2 separate regions of the Homo sapiens genome follow, and region 1 is linked to region 2. Evidence: read pairs that join two places in POLR2A ChIA-PET (ENCODE). Cell type or tissue: GM12878. All regions are shown on one strand. Each heading gives the region's core, and the rest is flanking DNA. Links, peaks and the distances in the headings are about the cores only. Region 1 overlaps ZNF449 (zinc finger protein 449). Region 2 has its middle 13 kb from the start of SMIM10L2A.

The links. Peaks named below come from ENCODE experiments on the same cell type or tissue, not always from the same donor. Only the 100,000 strongest peaks of a DNase experiment are listed, where the experiment ranks them.
Region 1: POLR2A ChIA-PET joins it to region 2 with 8 read pairs; 9 of 35 experiments call an interaction of 5 or more read pairs at or near these places.

What each region holds. Positions count from the first base shown.
Region 1 is chrX:135,348,323-135,352,731 of GRCh38, reverse strand. It overlaps ZNF449 (zinc finger protein 449), which reads right to left. Exons shown (of 5, transcript NM_152695.6): 3 at 3,418-3,622. Among named protein-coding and RNA genes, the nearest start is that of ZNF449, 5.7 kb to the right of the region's middle. In GM12878, for the core only: no CTCF peak of the experiment used is centred there; no DNase peak of the experiment used is centred there.
Region 2 is chrX:135,406,712-135,411,120 of GRCh38, reverse strand. No RefSeq gene overlaps it. Among named protein-coding and RNA genes, the nearest start is that of SMIM10L2A, 13 kb to the left of the region's middle. RefSeq lists an enhancer at 1,871-2,373. In GM12878, for the core only: no CTCF peak of the experiment used is centred there; a DNase peak (open chromatin) is centred at 2,170.

The sequences.
Region 1 (4,409 bases), core at 183-4,182, 58 kb after region 2:
ATCTGAAGAAGTTTAAGTTATAAGAATCTTCTGATGCTTTCTAGACAGCATTTGTTTGTCCTGTATTTTACTTTAAATTTTCATCTCTCATATTCTTCATCACCAAAAAGATGTGATCTTTTACATTTCACACACATTCCAAATGAAACCTCATCAATTGAAATGAAAAACCCAAAGCTTTGACAACTCAAAATGCAATCCAGTTTTGGTGTACGAATTTTGAACTCCATATTTTCAAAGATAAGCATGATATATTTTATGTTTTTAAGACTAGCGTCTCCTTGCCTCTTTTCTTTCTGATTGCATACATTCTAATATTATTGCCTATCTCTGGCATCAAAGTGTCCAGCATGAATTCAAATAAGGGATTTTGTTTTAAAGTTTATGTCTTCCTTAGGTCACTTTATATTGTTCACTTAAGTTCTCTTTTATTTTGCAATGAATGTGTATATGTGTTTTCAGTTATATTACATGAAAAAATATATATGCACAATTCATATATACTCAACAACCTAATTTTTTGCTCATAGGAAATAGGTTCCAAACATTAATATAAAATCAATTGACTTCTTCCATTACTTTTGAATTTCTTTTCCACTCAGCTGGCATCTTGTGCTTTCCATTCAGTCCACAATAGAATGTATTTCATGTAATACATCAAATATACTTTTGTTTAAAGTAAAAGTTTAAGTAACCTTTAAATAATAAAATAAGCCTTGCAACATTTTTCAAAGCATAATATATCACTTTAAACGGTGATAAGAAAAGGATAATTTCCTGTCCTCCAATTTGTAATTTTTATCTGTTAAATTAATTAATTCTACCTATCCTTTGTTAAATATACTAGATTTCCATGTGCTTTAGAGAGCAAAATATTAACACCAGATAAATATTGCTACTATGTGGTATTTGTACCTGCAGTGTTGACAAAAGGAGCGAATTAACATGGAGAATCAGAATGCAAATGCAGAAAGAGTTATACTTCAAAATATTACTAGCTAAGTTTTACTACTTGTTCCAGGCATATACACATAAACCCGGTTTTGTTTTTTTTTTTTTTTTTTTTTTTTTTTAGAATTCCTCAATAGACTATGAAATGTAGATGATGTAAAGCTTGGAACATAAATGGCAATATATAGTTCTGCTTTGACCACAATATGCATACTTGTAAAGTTTTCCTCTTTTGTCACTTTTATTTAAAAATATGCTGGAGACCCATAAGCACCTCAAACTCTGTATGTTCAAATCTAAACTCAACTTGACCCACCGAATCTGATCTTCCTCTTTTGTTTGTCATGTCAGTGAATAACATTACCATCTACCCAGTTCAATGGCCAGAAACCTGGATTCCATCCTTACTCCCTTCTTCTCCATCACCCTGACACCCAATCACCAAGCTCTATATTTCACACCTGCTAAGTATCTTTTGAATTACATTTTCACTCCATCATCACCAACATGCCCTTGCTCTAGAACAACATCTTCTCACCTGAATGATGGCAACAACCTCCCAAATGGGGTCCCTGCTTTCAGTAGTATGTATCCATTCCTACTATAGCCAGAATAATCTCCTAAAATGCAAATTTGTGTGTATCATTCTGGTACTGGAGAACCTCAAAATGGTTCCCCACTTCCCTGATAATCAAGTGTGACTTCTCCATGAGGCTGCAAGTTCTTCGTGACCCAGGACCCTGCTTCTCTCTCCAGCCTCTTCTATTGCCACTCCTGCCCCACTGCTCTTCTATGTCCCTTGCACTGCAGCAGGAGGTCTTCTCTCTGCCTTCAGAACGTTGCACATGTTGTTGCTTTTGATCCCAGCCCTCTCCGCTTCCCATGTACACCACTCCACAGGCTCACTTTGATCCATCCTGTAGGTTTTAACCCAGATCCTCCTTCCTCCAGACTTCCCTCTCAGCCAAAAGCTGGTTAGGTGGCCCTCCTCCATGCTCCTGGGCATCCTATTCCTCCCAACATACCATTTACTGTCAGATTTCTGTTACATACAGGACAAAACGTCCTACTAACATATCTGAATTGTCCACTGAACTGTAATCTCCAAGATGACCAGAGCTGCTTTCCAACCTTGTGTGCTACTGAATCCCCAGGGTCTGGCATGGTGTCTGGCTCCTCAAAGGTGCTCGTAGATAGTGTACAAATGAATAAATGATATTAATATGATGTGGAAAGGGGCATGGTTCCTAATCCTGGGTACTGAGCTAGTTATGGATGGATCAGACATTTATATTTTATAACTTGGACAGTTCTTATTTTCATTTTTTATGTGTCTTCTGTGGTCTCAGTATTTAACAGTCTCTTGAACGTGCGAACATGTTGAAACAGTACCTGGGGGAGTCGGGGAGAGGATTCTGGCCACACTCGGGCCAAAGCTTTAATGTGAGGGGTAGAAGAGGTACAGGGAACACTGGGTAAGAAAACCCCAAAGGAGAAGCCGGGTGTAATGGCTCACGCCTGTAATCCCAGCACTTTGAGAGGCCAAGGCAGGCGGATCACCTGAGGTCAGGAGTTAAAGACCTGCCTGGCCAACATGGTGAAACCCCGTCTCTACGTGTGGTAGTGCATGCCTGTGATCCCAGCTACTTGAGAGGCTGAGGCAGGAGAATCACTTGAACCTGGGAGGTGGAGGTTACAGTGCGCCGAGATTGCGCCACTGCACTCCAGCCTGGGCGACAGAGCAGGACTCCCGTCTCAGAAAAAAAAAAAAAAAAAATAGAAAACCCCAAAGGGGAATAAAATATAGGAGCAACTGGACTATGTGATCGTGCTGCCTTTCTCCACTTGGACTTTCTCCTTCTAGAACTAATCCCTGTGGTGTCTGGGCCAGTGATTCTCAAACTTTAGTGTGTGTAGCACTCACCTGCAGAGCTTGCTAAACATGCACCTGTGGTGTTCATGCTGCAAATGGTCTGCTTACTACAGTTTGAAAAACACTGTAATAGGTTTTGATTTAATGAGGTAGATATTTCCTTTAGACTGCAGTAAGTGGTTGATCTTACAGGATCTAAATAGACTATATTACTAAAGTATTAAGTTTGAATAAGGCTCTGATGCCATAAAAGCAACCGAGGCCCTTGGGGCCCACCACATCACAGTTCCTGTTGATTAAAATTGGGCTGAGAAATGAGTCCTTATCCAGAATCCAAACTCCCATAGTTTTCCTGTGTAACATTCTTGATCAAAAGACTCCTTATCAGGGTCATTAGCTTAAAGGGTTCCTAATCCCAGGGTTCTATCCAAAGTGCTTTGTTCCCTACTATTCCCAGAGAGACTTTTTCCTCTTCTTTATCTGAGTGGTCAATTTCCATTGAGTAATTGGTGTTTCTAACCCAACCCCAACCCTTGAGAGTTCCTGAACTCTCAAAACAGAAACAAAAGAAAGGAGAGAAACCCTTGCCTTACCAGGGTCCAGAAAGTTCTGACATTCTCCAGTAGCACCATAGTTCAGCTCCGGTGGCCCTGCCTGTGGGATCCATGCCTCTGCTACTGGGGCCTCCTGGGCAGGTCCCATTACCTGGAGTGCAGGTGACTCTAGGTGCATGGTTGGTGGTATGTGTGCCGTTCCCACTGGTGCCAGTTCTTCCAAGAGCATGTCATGCATATCAACCTGGGGGAAATGCCAGAACCATCACTCTCAAGTCTAGACCAACAGTGCCCAGTAGAATTGTATGAGAATCATGCATGTAATTTTAAATTTTCTAGTGGCCATATGAATAAATTTTTTAAAAAGTAAGGCCAATCTTAATAGTACGTGTTACTTAATCCAGTGCAAACAATCAGGATTTCAACATGTAATCAATATGAACAATTATTAGTGAGATATTTCACCTACTTTTTTCATACCAAGTCTTCTGCATGTGGTGTGTATTTCATACTTACAGCAGATCTCAATTTGTATTGGCCATATTTCAAGGGCTCAAGAGCTGTACATGACTAGTAGTGACTGTATTCAGCAGCAAATGTCTAGACCACATGAAGATAAAATCTTATATAGTAAACAAAACCAAGGAGACAGAGAAAGGAAGGGCAACCACCAACCCAAGTACCCTAGGGAGACAGAAAACTTCAGAAGACTCCTGTTCAGGAGCCCTGAAGCTAACAGCTCCTGCAGAGAACCCCCATAGACAAGACTGGAGTATCCCTGATGCCCATCTGGAAGCTCCTGCTCCCTTTTCCCAAAGATACTGCCCTCTCTCAGTCACGGCACTTCTGAAAAGAGGCTTTACACAGTCATTCTGAATGGCAGACAGTGCCACTGTCCCCATGGGGAGTTTTGGATATGCTGACAGGTGGTGGCTATCAGAATTTAATGGAACATAATTTACAATGCAGAATTGTTCTAGGTCCCTACCAAGTGTGGAATGTCCCACTCAAACATTCATGTGAGTAAAAAG
Region 2 (4,409 bases), core at 273-4,272:
AAAACAACTGAAGCAACCGTTACCATGGTGACCTTTAAATGTTATCTACAAGGTAGCCAGTGAAAGTTAAGTTTTAGCCTTCAGCAGTGCAGCCTTCAGCTACCATGACCTTCAGCTTTATGAAAAAATATCAAAAAGCAAGCAACCACAGGCAAGTAGGGCAGGCTAAGTTTGGCAGACCTAACCAGCTTAACCCTTTGGTTTCCAATGGAATCATACAGAATGAACTCATTTATGTTTGGCCTCTTCGACTAAGAATAACATTTTTGAAATACAATCATGTTGTTGCATGTATGAATATTTAGTTCCTTTTTATTGTTAAGGAGTATTCTATTGTAGAAATACACCACAATTTGTTTACCCATGTATTTGTTGTGGTAGGGAACCTTTAAGATTGCCCACAGTGATCCCTACCTCCTGGTATTATTCCTTTGAGCCATCTCCAGCATTGAAAGTGGGCCGTAATTAATTACTTGTTTCCAACTATAAGACATTTAATAGCAACACTTGGCAGTGAGTCTTTTTAATTTTAGCCATCATAATGGACGCATAGTGGTAACTTGTTATTTTCTTTGCATTTATGTTATGACTAATGATGCTGAGTATCTTTACATATTTTGCCATTCAACATGTATTTTCTTGTAAAATGTCCATTTAAATCTTTTATTCCCTTTAACAATTAGGTTGTTTGTGTATTGAATTATAAGAGGTCTTTATATGTTTAAGATACAAAGCCTTTGTTGGATATACGTTTTGCAAATAGTTTTTTCGGTCTGTGACTTGCCTTTTAATTTTTGCAATGTTGTATTTCAAAGAGGAGAAGATTTTAACTTTGATGACGTTTATCAGTATTTTCTTTATGGTTCATGTCTTTTGGTCCTATGTAATAAAACTGTGCCTGTCCCAAAGTTACCAAAACCTTATCCCATGTATTATTCTAGAAGTCTTATAGTTTTTGCTTAGTATTCTGGTCTGTTACCTATTTCAAAATAATGCTTGTTTATGGCATGAGATAGGAGACAGTGTTCATTTCATTGTTTAAATGTATATTTTTAAAAATCTAGTTATCTCAGCAGCGTTTGTTGAAAAGACTTTCTTTTCCTTATTGAACAATTTTGTCTAGTCTTAAAGCAATACTACACTATCTTGATTGCTGCAGCTTGAAATCAGGTAGTGTAATTATTTCAACTTTGTTCTTGCATTTCTGTTAAACTTATTCCTAAGTATATTCTTCTTTGTGATGCTATTATAAATGGAATTGTTTTCTTAATTTCATGTTCCAATGATACATTGTTAGTGAATAGAAATAAAATTGCTTTTATAATTTATCTTCCTGATGGATTGACACTTTTATCATTATAAAACATCCCTTACAAATGTCACTAGAGAAAAAGCTTTTTGTACTAAGTGAACCTCAAGTCAGTTCAAAAACAAGGAGTCTTGCGAGTGAGATCTTCCAGAGAGCCAACAGATGGGTCAAATAATGACAATTCTTTGGGAATTAAGCTTTGTAAGAGCTCCAGCTCTGTTCTGCAACTCTGTCAGCTGTCAGGCTTCACTTTCAACACGACCCATTAGTTTCTTAAGTTGCGCCAGAGCTAGAGAGTGGAGAATGGAACTAGGGCAAGTTAAAATGCCATAAAGCTTGCTATTTTTATTGATTCAGCCATGTTTTCTTGAATAAATATTTTCTGGCTAGCTATAAGCCTTTGGGTTATGTCTATAGTTCTGAAAATGTTGATTCTAACTATTATTGCCATTATCCTTGTTGATATTTTGGAGGAGAGAAATTTTGGTGGTTGTTACTCTGCCATTTTCACTGACATCACCCTCCTTGTTATGTTATGCTATGTAGAAAACTAGACATTTTAGATAATATATTGTAGTAACACTGAATATTGATCTCCTGTGGACTTACTGTTGGTGTTGCTTGCTTGTTTGTTTAGTGACTTGGCTAGACTATTTTATTGAAGTTGTCCCCCACCCCCTAGCAGAAAGCCCCTGATGTTGTTCTTGAACTTGAGCATGTGCACATGAACTTCAGCATGTGCACAGTCATCCTGAGATGACAGTGGTTTTAGTAGGGCTATCTTTGACTATCTTTTTCTATGATCACACCTTTTTAGGCTCACTAATTGCCTGCTGATAGAGCTCTTTGTTTTCACAATGCCTTAGAGTATACATTGTTCTGTAGCCTGATCCATTTAAATTTCAGTCCCTTTGGAAATGTGGTTTTTAGCGAAAGTCTTTGAGGTTTGTTCTGATCCCAGGAGAAATCTTCTTTACTGTTTCTTTCCCTGGTTCTCTTTGGTAAACTCAGCCCTAGGTAACCATAAATCTTTTTTCTTTATAGATTTGCCTATTGTGGATTTTTTGTGCAAGTAGAATCATACCATATGTTGTCCTTTGTGTCTGGCTTCTTTTACTTAGCATACTGCTTTCAAATTTCATCCATGTTGCAGCATGTATCATTATTTCATTTCTTTTTATTGCTGAATAATATTCCATTGTATGGATATATCACATTTCATTAATCCATCCATAAGTTGATGTACTTATGGGTTGTTTCCACTTTTATATTATTGTGATTAATGACACTATGATTATTATACAAGTTTTTGTGTGTACACATGTTTTACTTGTCATGGGTGTATACATATGAGTGGAATTTTGGGGTCATATGGTAACTCTGCTTAACTGTTTGGGGAACTATCAGACTGTTTTCCAAAATGGCTGCTCCACCAGCAGTGTATGAGGATTCTAATTTCTCCACATCCTCACTAAAATGTGTTAATGTCCCTTTACTTTAACCATTTTAGGTGGTAAAGTGGTATTTCCTGGGTTTTAACTGGCATTTCCCTAAGCCTGATGTTATATGCAGGTTTTCTATAGATGCTTTTTATCAAGTTGGTAAAGTTCCTTTTTATTTATGGTTTGCTGAAATTTTTTTATCATGAATGAATGTTATAATTTGTCAAATGTGCTTCAACTTCTATTGATATTGTTGGGGAGGACAAACTTTGCTTTTATCTTCTCAGGTTCTGTTTTGGGGCCTGTGAATTAAACTGACAAAAGACAGGCAAACAGGAGAAAAAGTTTACAATTTTTATTGATGTTAATATTTTAAATTTTACATGTGTGAGGGCTTCATAGAAAAGAAATGAAAAACAATAAAAAAGGAAAACAAAATAAATGAAAAACAACAACAAAAAGAAATGAATAAAACAGAGAAAGAGTTAACTGGGGATACAAAATCAAAATGTGTGTAATATTTAAATTTTACATGCTTGTGGCTCCATAGAAAAATGAAAAATTAAAAAATGAAAAACAAAAATAAATTTAAAAAAGAGAAACAGTTAATTGGGGACACAACATGCAGACAAGAAAAGTTTGGTGCAAAGAGGAGAAAGAACAGATGACTAAAGAGTCAGAGAAAGAAGAATTGGTGGAGTGATGCTCTTGAGAAGGTAAGATTTCAGATCTGGTGTGCAAGTTAGAGATTTGACCTTAGACAGGAGTAAAAGCATTCATCTATGTGAATTAGTGGCAAGTCTGCATATTCTGGTGTTAGTTCCCCTCCAAATTCATCTACCTAATGCAGGTACAGAGAAAAGCAGTGCCTTATGTTTGACCAGAGTTGTGTTTTTGTCAATGGTCTATGACCAAGAAAGACAAGGGTCAGTAATTGAGATGGTCAGCAACCCGGTGATTACAATGATTAACATGGAATTTCAGCCCTGTAAGGAGAGGAGAGAGGACGTCACAGGTTTGAGTAAATGTGATAGAATCAATGAATGGGAATTTGCAGTGGGAATGAAAGAGTGTTAGAATCAGGATACTAAAATGAATAAACTTAAAGTTGAAAGTGCTCAGAGATTGAGGTGCATTACATTTTTTATACGGTTCCTGATATTTTATTTCTGGTTGTTCTCTCCATTTCCTAAGATATTTATCTTATAATCTTTTGTATTTGTGGATTTGTATATTTCTACTTGTTGTGCTCTCAACATCTGTTTTTTGTTGTTGTTGTTTGTTTGGTTTTTTTTTTTTTTTTTGAAGGGGTGGGTTGCCCCTCCACACCTGTGGGCGTTTCTCGTTAGGAGGAACGAGAGACTTGGAAAACAAAGAGACACAGAGACAAAGTATAGAGAAAGAAAAAAGGGGGCCCAGGGGACCGGCGTTCAGCACACGGAGGATCCCGCCGGCCTCTGAGTTCCCTTAGTATTTATTCATCATTATTGGGTGTTTCTCGGAGAGGGGGATGTGGCAGGGTCATAGGATAATAGTGGAGAGAAGGTCAGCAGGTAAACACGTGAACAAAGGTCTCTGCATCATAAACAAGGTAAAGAATTAAGTGCTGTGCTTTAGATATGTATACACATAAACATCTCAATGCCTTAAAGAGCAGT